2 separate regions of the Homo sapiens genome follow, and region 2 is linked to region 1. A link is a loop called in an ENCODE intact Hi-C map of the cell type or tissue named here. Cell type or tissue: adrenal gland. All regions are shown on one strand.

Evidence for each region. Peaks named below come from ENCODE experiments on the same cell type or tissue, not always from the same donor. Only the 100,000 strongest peaks of a DNase experiment are listed, where the experiment ranks them.
Region 2: it touches region 1 in a loop (3-fold over the local background); 63 of 110 quality-filtered maps call a loop at or near these places.

What each region holds. Positions count from the first base shown.
Region 1 is chr16:68,225,975-68,233,974 of GRCh38, reverse strand. It overlaps NFATC3 (nuclear factor of activated T cells 3), which reads right to left. Exons shown (of 10, transcript NM_173165.3): 10 at 4,716-7,625. The coding sequence ends at 7,504. It overlaps ESRP2 (epithelial splicing regulatory protein 2), which reads left to right. Exons shown (of 15, transcript NM_024939.3): 4 at 93-207; 5 at 550-648; 6 at 1,160-1,214; 7 at 1,288-1,398; 8 at 1,472-1,604; 9 at 1,687-1,729; 10 at 1,872-2,173; 11 at 2,281-2,493; 12 at 2,599-2,797; 13 at 2,948-3,134; 14 at 3,421-3,586; 15 at 3,660-4,942. The coding sequence ends at 3,749. MIR6773 (microRNA 6773) reads left to right here and starts at 476; the gene lies at 476-549. RefSeq lists an enhancer at 6,489-6,538. In adrenal gland, CTCF peaks have their summits at 4,179, 4,383 (motif pointing right), 5,348 and 5,589; no DNase peak of the experiment used is centred here.
Region 2 is chr16:67,980,835-67,988,834 of GRCh38, reverse strand. DPEP2 (dipeptidase 2) reads left to right here. Exons shown (of 11, transcript NM_022355.4): 10 at 848-983; 11 at 1,075-1,441. The coding sequence ends at 1,329. Among named protein-coding and RNA genes, the nearest start is that of DPEP3, 4.3 kb to the right of the region's middle. RefSeq lists silencers at 3,615-3,909, 4,032-4,131. In adrenal gland, no CTCF peak of the experiment used is centred here; a DNase peak (open chromatin) is centred at 3,788; H3K27ac peaks cover 2,581 bases.

The DNA of each region.
Region 1 (8,000 bases):
CCGGGTGGGGTGGGGTGGTCAGTAAGGTTCCCAGAACCCCTCTTGTCCTGAGGGTGGGCAGGGCGCTCATCCTCAATCCTATGTGCCCCCAGAACCTGGTGCTCCCCGACATGTTCTTCTCCTTCTATGACCTCCGAAGAGAATTCCATATGCAGCATCCAAGCACCTGCCCTGCCAGGGACCTCACTGTGGCCACCATGGCACAGGGTATCTGTGACCCAGCAGGGTTAGGGTGGAGAAGCCACTGTGGGTACATGTGTCTGAGTATGTGCATGCTGTGGGTGGGTAATATGGACACATACAAGACTGCGTTATCTGCTAAGTCCCTGAGTGTACTGTGTCTTCGTGTCTGTGCTAGGATGAGTTTGGAATGTGGGTATGTGTCTGTCTATGTCTGGACTGGGAATCTGTATGTGCACACATGAACTGGGCCAAAACAAATGTGTATGCTGGTCTCCAGCATGTGTCTATGGAGGGGAGTTGGGCCCAGGAGTAAACAGGATTAGTGCTTATGCTAAGATGTCTTCACTGTCACTTCTCTGCCCATAGGTTTAGGACTGGAGACAGATGCCACAGAGGATGACTTTGGGGTCTGGGAAGTCAAGACAATGGTAGCTGTTATCCTCCATCTACTCAAAGAGCCCAGCAGTAAGGTTTCCCTCACTGCCTGTCACCTGTTCTCAGGGATGACAAATGCCTATTGCTCCTCCCCACTGTGACCTTCTCTAAGAGACCACGGGGGAATCCTCTTTGTCATTTCTTTTTTTTTTTTTTTTTTGAGACAGTCTCCCTCTGTAGCCTAGGCTAGAGTGCAGTGGCACAATCTCAGCTCACTGCAACCTCCACTTTCCGGGTTCAAGCGATTCTCCTGTCTAAGCCTCCAGAGTAGCTGGGATTATAGGCGCCTGCCACCATGCCCACCTAATTTTTGTATTTTTAGTAGAGATGGGGTTTCACCATGTTGGCCAGGCTGGTCTGGAACTCCTGACCTCAAATGATCCACCCACCTTGGCCTCCCAAAGTGCTGGGATTATAGGCGTGAGCCACTGTGCTCGGCCTGTCATTTCTTCATCTCTCTCAATTGTCCACTTTTTGCAGAACTTGGTGGGGACACCCCTCTCCACCAGACCCTGCTGACCCCCAGGCCATCTTTTCTCAGGTCAATTGTTTTCGAAGCCCGAGGTGATAAAGCAGAAATACGAGACGGGGCCTTGGTGAGTGTGGGAGCAGGGGCTGGGGGTGACAACAGCTGAATAGCTCTGACAGCACTGTGCCCTGCCCCTACAGCAGCAAGGCTGATGTGGTGGACAGTGAGACTGTGGTACGGGCTCGTGGGTTGCCGTGGCAGTCATCAGACCAGGACGTGGCTCGCTTCTTCAAAGGGCTCAACGTGGCCAGGTGGGTGTGGCAGGGTGGGTGGGCCCAATTGGACAGGCCTACCCAGGAGGCACTAACAGCACTGGCTCCACAGGGGTGGTGTAGCACTCTGCCTCAACGCCCAGGGCCGCAGAAATGGCGAGGCCCTCATCCGCTTTGTGGACAGCGAGCAGCGGGACCTAGCGCTGCAGAGACACAAGCACCACATGGGCGTCCGCTATATTGAGGTGGGGCTTTGGGCTGGGAGCGGAGCAGGGCCAATCTGAGTCAGGCCTGAGACCCATGGGCTGCTGCTCTCTGTACCCACAGGTGTATAAAGCGACAGGGGAGGAGTTTGTAAAGATTGCAGGGGGTGAGTATACTGCAAACAGGGCCTGGCTCCCCTGGTTCTTGATCCATTTCACTTCCCCACCACCCCTTGCCTGCCTGCTCCCCTGCATGGGTGAGTGTCTGGAGGAGCATGAGTGAAGTCAGCAGGCGACTCTCATACACAGGCACATCACTAGAGGTGGCTCGTTTCTTGTCACGGGAAGACCAAGTGATCCTGCGGCTGCGGGGACTGCCCTTCTCGGCTGGGCCAACGGACGTGCTTGGCTTCCTGGGGCCAGAGTGCCCAGTGACTGGGGGTACCGAGGGGCTGCTCTTTGTGCGCCATCCTGATGGCCGGCCGACTGGTGATGCCTTCGCCCTCTTTGCTTGTGAGGAGCTGGCACAGGCTGCACTGCGCAGGCACAAGGGCATGCTGGGTAAGCGATACATTGAACTCTTCCGGAGCACTGCAGCCGAAGTGCAGCAGGTGAGCGCCCAGGGCTCCCCACCCCCAGATGTACTGTTACTCCAGGGCGGCCCTCTGTGTCCCTGCCCTACTTGGCATGACCAGCCTGTTGCTGCCTTCCTTACTAGGTCTTGAACCGCTATGCATCCGGCCCACTCCTTCCTACACTGACTGCCCCACTGCTGCCCATCCCCTTCCCACTGGCACCTGGGACTGGGAGGGACTGTGTACGCCTCCGAGGCCTGCCCTACACGGCCACCATTGAAGACATCCTGAGCTTTCTGGGGGAGGCAGCAGCTGACATTCGGCCCCACGGTGTACACATGGTGCTCAACCAGCAGGTGAAGCCACTGCTTGGTAGGGGGAACACATAAATAGGAAGGGGTGTGTGTTAGGGGTAAGGCACTCTTACACATGACAAACTGCTCACAAGATGGTGTGCACAGGGCCGGCCATCGGGCGATGCCTTCATTCAGATGACATCAGCAGAGCGAGCCCTAGCTGCTGCTCAGCGTTGCCATAAGAAGGTGATGAAGGAGCGCTACGTGGAGGTGGTCCCCTGTTCCACAGAGGAGATGAGCCGAGTGCTGATGGGGGGCACCTTGGGCCGCAGTGGCATGTCCCCTCCACCCTGCAAGCTGCCCTGTGAGTGCCCTAGGGGCTAGGGGAGGAGGAGGCCTGTGGTAGCCAGGCTGTTGTAAGCCCCTACCTTCTATAGCGGGGACTCCTTTCTGGCTACCCCACCCAGGGCAGTGCTGGGCTCCGTGCACATGCACTTTCTACTTCCGTCTCTAGGCCTCTCACCACCTACCTACACCACCTTCCAAGCCACCCCAACGCTCATTCCCACGGAGACGGCAGCTCTATACCCCTCTTCAGCACTGCTCCCAGCTGCCAGGGTGCCTGCTGCCCCCACCCCTGTTGCCTACTATCCAGGGCCAGCCACTCAACTCTACCTGAACTACACAGCCTACTACCCAAGGTACCCTGCAGCTAAGAGAATATCACAGTCCCACTCCCTGTCCCAATCTGGGGAAAGGTCACGATCCCCTTTCTGGACCAGATAACTCCTCCCTTGAGATGACAAGGGAGTAAGGTGGCAGCTGGCTAATGCCATCTACAAAACAGATCGAAAATGACTCTGTAGAGGCTGGGGCTTCAGGGAGGAACTGAATTAAGCACAAGGCAGAAACAAGGGAGGAGGGAAACAGGTCTCGGTCTAGGCCACAGGTGGCATGCATGACTAAACCTTGTCTCTCCCACCCTAGCCCCCCAGTCTCCCCCACCACTGTGGGCTACCTCACTACACCCACTGCTGCCCTGGCCTCTGCTCCCACCTCAGTGTTGTCCCAGTCAGGAGCCTTGGTCCGCATGCAGGGTGTCCCATACACGGCTGGTATGAAGGATCTGCTCAGCGTCTTCCAGGCCTACCAGGTGAGATTGTGTGGCCGGAGGGCCTGGCGGGTCTGGCTGAGCTCTCTGCCCTAAATCTGTGTCCCTTCTGTAGCTACCCGCTGATGACTACACCAGTCTGATGCCTGTTGGTGACCCACCTCGCACTGTGTTACAAGCCCCCAAGGAATGGGTGTGTTTGTAGGAGAGAAAGCCAGGAGGTAAGAGCCAGCTGATATCCTCGGCGAACATGTCTCTCCTGAGTCCAGAAGACCAGCACCCTCAACCTGGTAGCTTCTTTCTGGCTTGTCAAAGCTCTCAGAAGGTACCTAGAGGAGCCCAAGCCCCAGCTCCATCCTCCACTTATTCTGCCTGTTTCCCCCAAAGACAATGGCTGGACCCTGCATGCAGGGCTGGGGGTGGAATGGGGCTAACCAGCTCCTGATGGCCTGAGCCAGGCATCTTGACTGGCACCTGGAGAGCCCTTAAGTCTGTCCTGGCTGTGGCCCATGCCGACAGATATCGTGGGGCTGACAGGTCCACGGCAGGCTTGCTTTCTTTTATAAAATGGAAGCTCTGGTACCTTCAATGTATGACTCCTGGGAGAATCAAGGGTCCATCTGAGCCTCTGAGTAAAGATCCCAATGTTCTACCTCTCCCTGTCCCTCTTGTAGGGGATAGGGAGGCAGAGAGAGCCAGCCCCTACCCTCAGAGTATCTGGACCTCAGAGACCATGTTGTGCCAGGGGTGGTCCCACCTAAAGATGCTAGCCCCTCTCCAGGTGGGCATAAGGAGTAACAGATGGCAAAACCACAAACTATTTTGATGGACTGTGCTGCAGTATCACCAGAAGACATTAGGGGGCAGTAGGCCCCCACACAAAACCTTCAGGCTTGAATTTTAAAGGGGAGGACTTTCTGCCAACTTTTCTTGTATGCCTTGGGAAAGCCAGTTGCCCTGAACCCAGCAGACACCATGGAATGTCCTTTGCACGCATTAAATGGTACAGAACTGAAGCCTCGGAAGCAATTTGGAACTCGATCTTCTCTTCCTTAAATGAAAAGTTATTGACCAAATGGACTTTTTAAAAGACACAGGACCCTTAACTTTGCCCCAAAGTGAGGGGCTCCACACCAACCCCAGGCGGAGGAACACTCAGACAGATTAAGGATACTGTTGACCTGTCACTGTTTATTATTTCAGCACTAAAACTGAGGAGCCTCAACTGCTGGCTCTTCTTCCCTTTGTATTTGTGTAAGGAGCACTGCACTCCCATAAAAGGTTTTAAAATACAAAATGTACAAGAACACACAATTCCAAGTGCTGTAAACATAACTGAGAACCAGTTCCTTTACTAAACATCCATTTTATAAAACACAAGGTTTCAATTTGAGCCCATCTGAGCCTTAAAGATCCATTCTGAATACCAAAAACAGGGCTTCACAGCCAGGCCCAGAAGAGGTCTGGTGATAATGGCTGGCCCTGGGTGGGGATAGTTTACACCCGGGCAGCAGCACCACACATGAACCCAAAGACATGTTCTTTTTAAAGCTGTTTTCAGCCATGTTTCTCTGTGCATCTCCAGTAAGCAGAAGGCTACCCATTCCATTCCTCAACCCAAGAGCTAGCACAGTTAGAGTAGGAGGGGGTGCGTACTAGCACGTGCCCAGTTGCTCAGTGCTGCTAGTAGAAATTGATTTGCATAGTCCAATGGATGTGTGCTTTAACACCACTATGTTGCACAAAAATTTAAGTCTTTATCTACAAAGCCAAAAAATATTGACTCTTAACACCAAAGCTTTTACAAAGCTGATATAAAACTGCTTACATAGTATACAAAGCTCTATTTTAAAATTTAATGTTTATTTTAAATAGGAAAGCATTTCTAGTGCTACAGGCATCAAGGTATTTAGAAGGCATCAAAATTTGGTGCATAGCAACTCTGGATCATAGAGGCTTTTAATTCTTGAGGGCACAAAGGGTATTGCAAGGGGAACTCTTGCAATAACCTCATGTGAGGCAGCTACACCAGGGGCAAAAGGGTAGGGGCAAGTCTGGCCATTTCTCTGGAATGTCAACCGAGAGGCCAACTTCTTGCCCCTCCAAAGGAAGCTGTGGGCGTCCAACCACAGGCCCAGAAGCAAATCTCACTATCCACATTCTGTGACACAACTCACTTTTCAAGAAAATTTGAAAACACCCAGCTCCAAGAGGGGCCACAGTGATCTGCTGAAGAATAGACCTTTTTCTCTAACTAACTTTAGGGGAGAAATCTAAAATATATTTTGTTTTTTTTAAAGACCATACTTCCTCATCCTGAGTCAACAGCTCCTAACCTACTGACAACAGGTGGTGGGCAATAGGCCAGCTCCCTTTCCCAGACCTGAACTGGCCTTAGTAGAGAGAGTCCTGGCATCAAGGGCCTGCAGTCTCCTGGAATAACAGCATCAGGCCTTCAACCAGCACACTGTCTCACATATAGGCACTCAAAAAATCTGCTTCCTGAATCAATGGAAGTATATTATTTCATTTGAAAGCATACTGCAAACTTCAGAGGCTCTGTAATGGGCCCAGGAACAGGTAAAAAAAATCCCATTAGGGAGAGGGGTAAGGGCAGGTTTTTTTTTTTTTTAAAGTACCCAACTCGGGTACCTCCTTTGGTAGACAGCAGGCTGCAGTTTCTGCTGGGCCCTGCCTTGGACACCAGTCTCACCAGCAGCAGCACCAGGGTGTCTTTGGTGTGGAGGGTCAGGTTATCACTTCTGGATGTGCTCAGAGCCTTCTGGGGAAAAGGCTGGTTTTTAGATCATACAGACAGGACAGGGTAGGCCAGAATCATTTCAGGCTATAAATAGAATGGCAGATAAGCCTTCCATGCCAGTGTGACTCTTAAAACCTTCCCATCTGGAGTCCTGTATTTTCTCTGCCCATGCTGATGTACTGCTCATTTGTGCTTTAGCTCTGCACACAGCCTGGCCTCTAGCTAGAGTTAGAACTGCAAAGCTGCCTAAACCACTGAGACTGGCTTCAAAGGTCACAGAACAGCCAAAGGCAGATGCTTCTGTTTGGAAAAGGTTCTACGACCAGATGACACAAACAGGAAGCGCACTCCACAGCCTACTAGTTTTTATGATGGCAAGAAATGAAAGTGACCAAGCTAGAACCCCACCATTCAGAGTCACCTTAAATGTAGCCATCTTACCCAGGGTCCTGAGGGAAAAAGCAATTTCAACATGGAGCCAGTATGGAGAGATTGCAAGATTACCTAGAAAGTTACCAAAAGGCTATGCTCTGGAATGTCTTTTTATATTCCAACACTTCAATGATGGAATGGTCTCTTCTCATTTTATCTAACAACAGTTTAGTTTTATAAAGAGGTATGAGCTACATTTGGCTTTATTTCCTATAAATCTATGAACGTCTTCAGGACACATGCTGACTTTCTGAGGCATAGGTGTGGGCTTGGGATATTTTTTTCTTTTTCTTTTTTTCTTTTCTTTTTTTTTCTTTTTTTTTTTTTTTTTTTTTTTTTTGCTTCTAGAAGGTCTTATCAAAAGTTCCTATTTTAAAAATTATCATAAAAACTAAAGGGCCCTTCAAATGACCATAAAGCAGTACAAATCACCAATCCTAGCTAAGTAACCAGGTCACCTGCAAAAGCAGCACCTCGGAAACAAGAGAGCCTGCTGCATTCACACTCAAAGCACCCATCATATAAAAGTATCCTAGTTAAATATAAAAAGCAAAGTTCATTTCCCCAAAGCTCAAACAGCCTATGCTGCTCCTGTTCTTTTGCCAAATCTACCCAAGGCCTGAGGTGGAGGAATGCTACTTTCCCCACAAATGGTGGGTCCCACTCCTGGCCCCAGACCTGAAGGCTGCAGAGTTGGAAACCCAAGGTCCAAGGAGAGAAACATGCTGAGAAGTTGGTGGTGGACACAAGGCTGCAGTAAGCACTGTTAGAGCCCATCAGATCTTCCTAAATCCAGGGACTCAGGACTCGGGAGGGGAGCCTGCCTGCTCACCCCTGCTCCTTGGGAAACAGAAATCTGGGACATGTCTCTCCCAATTATCTCGTTCACTGAAAAACAAGAAAAGGGAGAGTGATTAGTGACCTCTGAGTGATTAGCCATATGATGCCCAACGCTGAGCTCTACCTCAGACATTTCCCTTCCCATGGCTTTCTGTAAAGATAAAGGCAGTGTCTGAAGCCTGCTCCTGAGCTGAGTGGCATTAGAGATGGAAACATCGCTCCACAAACTACTCTGGACCTCTTTTTCTCTCTCATTCAGTTCATTTTGGGTTGGGAAGGGGGCTTACCCTCACTCTAAAGGTATGTTTAAATAAGTATTCACCTTACTCTAACTTTTCTTTAATTCATATCTCTTTGAGAAAGTTTTTATTTTCTACAATGCCACCTCCTATGTAAATGGAATGAAAATAAATGCTTTGGTCA
Region 2 (8,000 bases), 250 kb after region 1:
GCTCAAGCAATCCTGCCATCTCAGCCTGCAAGTAGCTGGGGCTACAGGCATGTGTCATCATGCCCAGATAATTTTATTTTTGGCAGAGATGGGGTCTCGTGTTGCCCAGGCTGGTCTTGAACTCCTGGACTCAAGTGATTCTCCTGCCTTGGCCTCCTAAAGTGTGGGATTACAGGCCTAAGCCACCTCACTGGGCCTTTTCTTCTTTTTTTCTTTTCTTTTTTTTTTTTTTGAGACAGAGGCTCACTCTGTTGCCCAGCCTGGAGTGCAGTGGCACAATCTCGGCTCACTGCAACCTCTGCTTCCTGAGTTCCAGCGATTCTCCTGCCTCAGCTTCCCAAGTAGCTGGGATTACAGGTGTGCGCCATGATGCCCAGCTAATTTATTTTTCCTTTCTTTCTTTCTTTCTTTCCTTTCTTTCCTTTCTTTCTTTCTTTCTTTTTTGTCTTTTTAGTAGAGATTGGGTTTCACCATGTTGGCCAGGCTGGTCTCAAACTCCTGACCTCAAGTGATCCGCCCACCTTGGCCTCCCAAAGTGCTGGGATTACAGGTGTGAGCCACCATACCTGGCCATTTTCTTCTTTTTAACTCTGGTTGGTAGGGGGGATCATTTGCATTCAGTAAAAGGCATAGATCTTAATAGTATGATTCAATAAGTTTTGATAAATATTCAAGGAGGTTTTGAGGCCTCCTTCTGAAGGATAAAGAGCAGAGGAGAATTACCTACTCTCTCCAAGTCTCCACTTCCCATACCTGACCAGGGCTGGGGTTTCATAGACCCTGGACTGTGGTTCTGAGTCATGATCAGGGAATCAGGTCTGAAACCCACTAGCTGGTGGCCACACAGATTCCCTCAGGGGCTGGAAGACGTGTCCACATACCCGGTCCTGATAGAGGAGTTGCTGAGTCGTGGCTGGAGTGAGGAAGAGCTTCAGGGTGTCCTTCGTGGAAACCTGCTGCGGGTCTTCAGACAAGTGGAAAAGGTACTCTGGGCTGGGCAAGAGAGTAGCCGAGGGGTCTGAGCAAGTGTATCAAGGAGAGCTGTGGAAGCTGAGCACCGACTGCCACCTCTAGGTACAGGAAGAAAACAAATGGCAAAGCCCCTTGGAGGACAAGTTCCCGGATGAGCAGCTGAGCAGTTCCTGCCACTCCGACCTCTCACGTCTGCGTCAGAGACAGAGTCTGACTTCAGGCCAGGAACTCACTGAGATTCCCATACACTGGACAGCCAAGTTACCAGCCAAGTGGTCAGTCTCAGAGTCCTCCCCCCACATGGCCCCAGTCCTTGCAGTTGTGGCCACCTTCCCAGTCCTTATTCTGTGGCTCTGATGACCCAGTTAGTCCTGCCAGATGTCACTGTAGCAAGCCACAGACACCCCACAAAGTTCCCCTGTTGTGCAGGCACAAATATTTCCTGAAATAAATGTTTTGGACATAGAAACAGACCTGAGTTTCCTTCTCTGCAATGGGGACTGGTGGCATCGTCTCCCAGTGCTGGTGGTTGGTGGGGGATCCTTCATTTCAGCCACCAGTTGTTTAAGGAAAGACTGTTGACAGGAGCCCGAGGTGACCCAGGTGATTGGGCTCAGCACTGGATGAAAACAGTGGTGGATCCGGTGGCAGGAGGTGGACCCTATTCCGTGTTCCCTCTGAGTAGCTCATCTCTTTTTATTTATTTATTTATTTATTTATTTATTTATTTATTTACTTTTGAGGCAGAGTCTCACTTTGTCACCCAGGCTGGAGTACAGTGGCGCAATCATAGCTCACTGCAGCTTTGAACTCTTGGGCTCAAATGAAGCTTCTGCTTCAGCCTCTCAAGTAGCTGGGACTATAGGCGTGCACCACCACACTCAGCTAATTTATTTTTATTTTAGCTTTCTGGATTTTTTTTTTCTTCGAGACAGAGTCTTGGTCTGTCACCCAGGCTGGAGTGCAGTGGCACAATCTCGGCTCACTGCAAGCTCTGCCTCCCGGGTTCAAGCAATTCTCCTGTCTCAGCCTCCCGAGCAGCTGGGACTAGAGGCGCCCGCCACCATGCCCAGCTAATTTTTGTATTTTTAGTAGAGATGGGGTTTCACCTTGTTGGTAAGGCTGCTCTCGAACTCCTGACCTCAGGTGATTCACCAGCCTCGGCCTCCCAAAGTGCTGGGGGATTATAGGTGTGAGCCACCGGGCCTGGCTTTTTGTTTTTTGAGATGGAGTCTTGCTCCGTCGCCCAGGCGGGAATGCAGTGGCGTGATCTCGGCTCACTGCAACCTCAGCCTCCCGATTTCAAGCGATTCTCCAGCCTCAGCGTCCTGAACAGCTGGGACTACAGGCATGCACCACCATGCCCAGCTGATTTTTCTTTTTTCAGTAGAGAAGGAGTTTCACCATATTGGCCAGGCTGGTCTCGAACTCCTGACCTTGTGATCCACCTGCCTCGGGCTCCCAAAGTGTTGGGATTACAAGCTAGAGCCACTGCATCCGGCCAGCTTTCTTTTTTTCATTACTTCACTTAGAAGGAGGATTTTTAAATTTTTTTATAGAGACAGGGATCTCCCTATGTTGCCCAGGCTGGTCTCGAACTCCTGGACTAAAGCAATCCTCCCACCTTGGCCTCCCAAAGTGCTAGGATTACAGGAGTAAGCCACTGTGCCCAGATGGAGTAGGGTAACTTTGATTTACCTAGCCAACCATAAGCAAACATTTTAAACTGTGCTTATGTATTATTTTGATAACATTTAAAAAATTAATTGTAACTTCATGCCCTGTCCTTTTCACATGTCTAATGTAGGAAATAGGGAGTCCTCTGAACCTCTTCCAGTTCTGGGGGCTGCCCATTAAAATAATACTTTTTTTATTTTTCCTGAGACAGGGTCTCTGTCACCGCTGGAGTGCAGTGGCACAATCATGCCTCACTGCAGCCTCAACCCCCTGGGCTCAAGTGATCCTCCCCACTCTGTTTCCTGAGTAGCTGGGACCATAGGCGCGCACCACCATGTCCAGCTAATTTTTGTATTTTTTGTAGATACGAGGTTTCACCATGTTGCCCAGGCTGGTCTCAAACTGCCAGACTCAAGTGATCCACCCACCTTGCCCTCCCAAAGTGCTGGGATTACAGGCGTGTGCCACTATGCCCAGCAAAACAATTTAAAATAATAGGCTGAGAGCGGTGGTTCACACCTGTAATCCCAGCACTTTGGGAGGCCGAGGCGGGCGGATCACAAGGTCAGAAGATCGAGACCATCCTGGCTAGCACGGTGAAACCCCATCTCTACTAAAGACGCAAAACATTAGCCGGCTGTGGTGTCACGCGCCTGTGGTCCCAGCTACTTGGGAGACTGAGGCAGGAAAATCACTTGAACCCAGGAAGCAAAGGTTGCAGTGAGCCGAGATCACGCCACTGCACTCCAGCCTGGGTGACAGAGTAGCACACAAAACAAAAAAAAAACACAAAACAAAACAAACCCAAAAACAACAAAACAAAACTAAGCTAAAATAATAATGATAATAATAATAATAATAATAATAATAATAATATAGGAAACAGGTGCACATGCAATGCTTCTGCACTTTTCTTAAACTATTAGCAAAGTTGCCATTCTTCATGTTGTTCCAAGTCACTTAAATAAAGACCTTCTGGGCAGGCCGGGGAGATTTATGGGAGACCAAAATAAACATGACCTTTCTCTGCCCTTCCTGAGAGAACCAAAGCTAGAAGCAGCTGGGTCACACTTGGCCATTAACCCCCAGGCATGAGGAGGAGCAGACAGCAACCAACAAGGGGAAGTGGTCGCCAGAGGCCAAGGCCCTTCTTGAGGTGCCCAGAAGGGGATGCCCACTTATCAGGGAGCCCAGGTGGAAAAACAAGAGACAGACACAGACGCAGAGGGAAGATAATTTAGATTCGGTCTGTGTCATTGGCCTTTCTCAGCAGCAACTGGCCCAGGAAGTTCAGATGCTACCCAGATTCAGGGTTTTTTTTGTTTTGTTTTGAGACGGAATTTCCTCTTGTTGCCCAGGCTGGAGTGCAGTGGCGCGATCTCAGCTCACTAGAACCTCTGCCTCCCAGGTTCAAGTGATTCTCCTGCCTCAGCCTCCCGAGTAGCTGGGATTACAGGCACCTGCCACCAGGACCAGCTAATTTTTTTTGTATTTTTAGTACAGACGGGGTTTCACTATGTTGGCCAGGCTGCTCTCGAACTCCTGACCTCGGGCGATCCACCCAACTTGGCCTCCCAAAGTGCTGGGAATACAGGCGTGAGCCACCATCCCCAGCGTTGTTTTTTTTTTTTTTTTGACAGGGTCTCACTCCCATTGCCCAGGCTGGAGTGCAGTGACACGATCTCAGCTCACTGCAGCCTCAACTTCCTGGCCTCAAGTGATTCTCCTACCTCAGCCTCTGGAGTAGCTGGGACCTCCGGTGCGCACCACCACGCCTGGCTAATACTTTGTATTTTTAGTAAAGACAGGATTTCACCATGTTGCCTAGGCTGGTCTCAAACTCCTGGACTCAAGCAATCTGCTTGCCTTGGCTTCCCAAAGTGCTGGGATTACAGACATGAGCCACTGCGCTGACCCAGATGCAGTTTTTGTTTGTTTTGAGACGGAGTCTTGCTCTGTTGCCCAGGCTGGAGTGCAATGCACTCGGCTCACTGCAACCTCCGCCTCCGAGGTTCAAGTGATTCTCCTGCCTCAGCCTCTTCAGTAGCTGGGATTACAGGCACACACCACCCTGCCCAGCTAATTTTTGTATTTTTAGTAGAGATGGGGTTTCACTGTGTTGGCCAAGCTTGTCTCAAACTCCTAGACTCAAGCAACCTGCCCGCCTCAGCCTCCCAAAGTGTTAGGATTATAGGGGTAAGCCACCGCATCCGGCCCCAGATGCAGTTTTGAGATCTATTTCCCCTGCACCAGGATTTTTTCAACAGGAAATGACGAGGAGCTGCTGGAAGCTAGCCTTGTATTGTCTTTAAGGAGGATTTCTGCCCCAGGTGAAATAACGTGTCAGACCAAGCCCCCTCATGCTCTCAGGACCAAGAGACCTAGTCTGATCTTGTCCCTCAACTCCATGCCTTAGAGAATCCACCTGTGCCTCCTCCACAACAGTTGTTGTAATGCCCAAACTAGACCTCTGCTGGGCTGTTAGCCAACCCTGGATCCCCTCTCCACTCCTCCATGCCCGATCCAGACCTTTGAAGCAAGGTTCAGCTACTGCTGTGGTGCCTCCCCCAACCCCCATGACCCTGATTAGCCCTCACCAGCACTACCCATGATTTCCCTTAGCCAGTATCACCATAATAAAGAAATGAGATGCAAACTGATCAGGGTGCAGGTAGATCTCTTCCCGAGAGGATAACTGCTAACTAACATTTGATGTGTAGACTCTTCTGGGGTCTTTTTGTGTCCGGAATTGGTGGGTTCTTGGTCTCACTGACTTCAAGAATGAAGCCACAGACCCTCGCGGTGAGTGTTACAGTTCTTAAAGGTGGCGTGTCCGGAATTTGTTCCTTCTGATGGTTGGATGTGTTCGGAGTTTCTTCCTTCTGGTGGGTTCGCGGTCTCGCAGGCTCAGAAGTGAAGCTGAAGACCTTCGTGGTGTCACAGGTCTCAAGGCGCCGAGTCCGGAGTTCTTCGTTCCTCTCCGTGGGTTCATGGCCTCGCTGGCTTCGGGAGTGAAGCTGCAGACCTTCGCAGTGAGTATTACAGCTCATACAGTATGGATCCAAAAACGGAATAGCAGCAACAGCCATTGCAAACAGCAAAAGAACAAACCTCCCACTGCCTGGAAGAGAACCCCAGCAAGTTGCTACTGAAAGAGCGGGCAGCCTGCTTTTATTGTCTTATCTGGCCCCACCCACATCCTGCTGATTGGTCCATTTTACAGAGAGCTGATTGGTCTGTTTTACAGAGAGCTGATGGGCCCGTTTTGACAGGGTGCTGACTGGTGCGTTTACAATCCCTGAGCTAGACACAAAAGTTCTCCACGTCCCCACTAGATTAGCTAGATACAGAGTGTCGATTGGTGCATTCACAACCCCGGAGCTAGACACAGGGTGCTGATTGGTGTGTTTACAAACCTTGAGCTACATACAGAGTGCTGATTGGTGTATTTACAATCCCTTAGCTAGACATAAAGATTCTCCAAGTCCCCACCAGACTCAGGAGCCCAGCTGGCTTCACCCAGTGGATGCTGCACCGGGGCCGCAGGTGGAGCTGCCTGCCAGTCCGGCGCCGTGTGCCCGCACTCCTCAGCCCTTGGGCAGTCGATGGGACTGGGCGCCGTGGAACAGGGGTTGGCGCTCGTCGGGGAGGCTTGGGCTGCACAGGAGCGCACGGCGGGGGTGGAGGCTCAGGCATGGAGGGCTGCAGGTCCCGAGCCCTGCCCGGCGGGGAGGCAGCTAAGGCCCAGCGAGAAGTCGAGCACAGCAGCTGCTGGCCCAGGTGCTAAGCTCCTCACTGCCCGGGCCGGCTGGCCGCTCCGAGTGCGGGGCTTGCCAAGCCCACGCCCACCCGGAACTCGAGCTGGCCCGCAAGCGCAGCCTGCAGCCACGGTTCCCGCCCACGCCTCTCTCTCCACACCTACCCGCAAGCTGAGGGAGCCGGCTCCAGCCTTGTCCAGCCCAGAAAGGGGCTCCCACAGTGCAGCGACGGGCTGAAGGGCTCCTCAAACGCGGCCAGAGTGGGCGCCAAGGCCGAGGAGGTGCCGAGAGGGAGCGAGGGCTGTGAGGGCTGCCAGCACGCTGTCACCTCTCATTTTTGTGTCTGTATACTAACATATATATAGAAAAAAATATTCGGCCCGGTGCGGTGGCTCACGCCTGTAATCCCGGAACTTTGGGAGGCCAAGGTGGGCGGATCACGAGGTCAGGAGATCAAGACCATCCTGGCTAACACGGTGAAACCCGGTCTCTACTAAAAATACAAAAAATTAGCTGGGCATGGTGGTGGGCGCCTGTAGTCCCAGCTACTCGGGAGGCTGAGGCAGGAGACTGGCATGAACCCGGGAGGCGGAGCTTGCAGTGAGCAGAGATGGAGCCACTGCACTCCAGCCTGGGTGGCACAGTGAGACTCCGTCTCAAAAAAAAAACCACGTCTCTAAAAAAGAAATAAGGCCGGACGTGGTGGCTCATGCCTGTAATCCTAGCACTTTGGGAGACCTAGGTGGGCAGATCGCTTGAGCTCAGGAGTTCAAGACCAGTCTGGGCAACATGGTAAAACCCTGTCTCTAAAAAAAAATGCAAATATACAAAAATTAGCTGGGCATGGTGGTGCATGCCTGTAGTCCCTCCCAGCTACTTAGGGAGCTGAAGCAGGAGGATCACTTTTACCTGGGAGGTCGAGGCTACAGTGAGCTGAGATGGTGCCACTGCACTCCAGTGAGACCCTGTCTCAAAAAAAAATTTGTTTTAATAAAATAAAAAATAACAATTAGCCATGCATGGTGGCACTGCACCTATAGTCTCAGCTACTTGGGAGGTGGAGGAAGGAGGATCGCTTGAGCTCAGAAGTTCAAGGCTGCAGCAAGCTATGATCAAGGCTGCAGCAAGCTATGATCACCCCACTGCAACTCCAGCCTGGGTGACAGATACTCTGTCTCTTGGAGAAGGAAAAAAAGCTAAAATAATGATCCCCAACAAAAATTGTTCTTAAATTTCATTTTCGGGGCCGGGCACGGTGGCTCACGCCTGTAATCCCAGCACTTTGGGAGGTCGAGGCAGGAGGATCACTTGAGGTCAGGAGTTCAAGGCCAGCCTGGCCAACATGGTAAAACCCCATCTCTACTGAAAATACAAAAATTAGCTGGGCATGGTGGCGGGCACCTGTAATCCCAGCTACTCGGGAGGCTGAGGCAGGAAAATGGCTTGAACCCGGGACGTGGAGGTTGCAGTGAGCCGAGACTGCATCATTGCACTCCAGCCTGGGCAACAAGACCCAAACTCCGTCTCAAAACTGAAATGAGATGAAATGAAATAATGAAATGAAATGAAATGAAATGAAATGAAATGAAATAC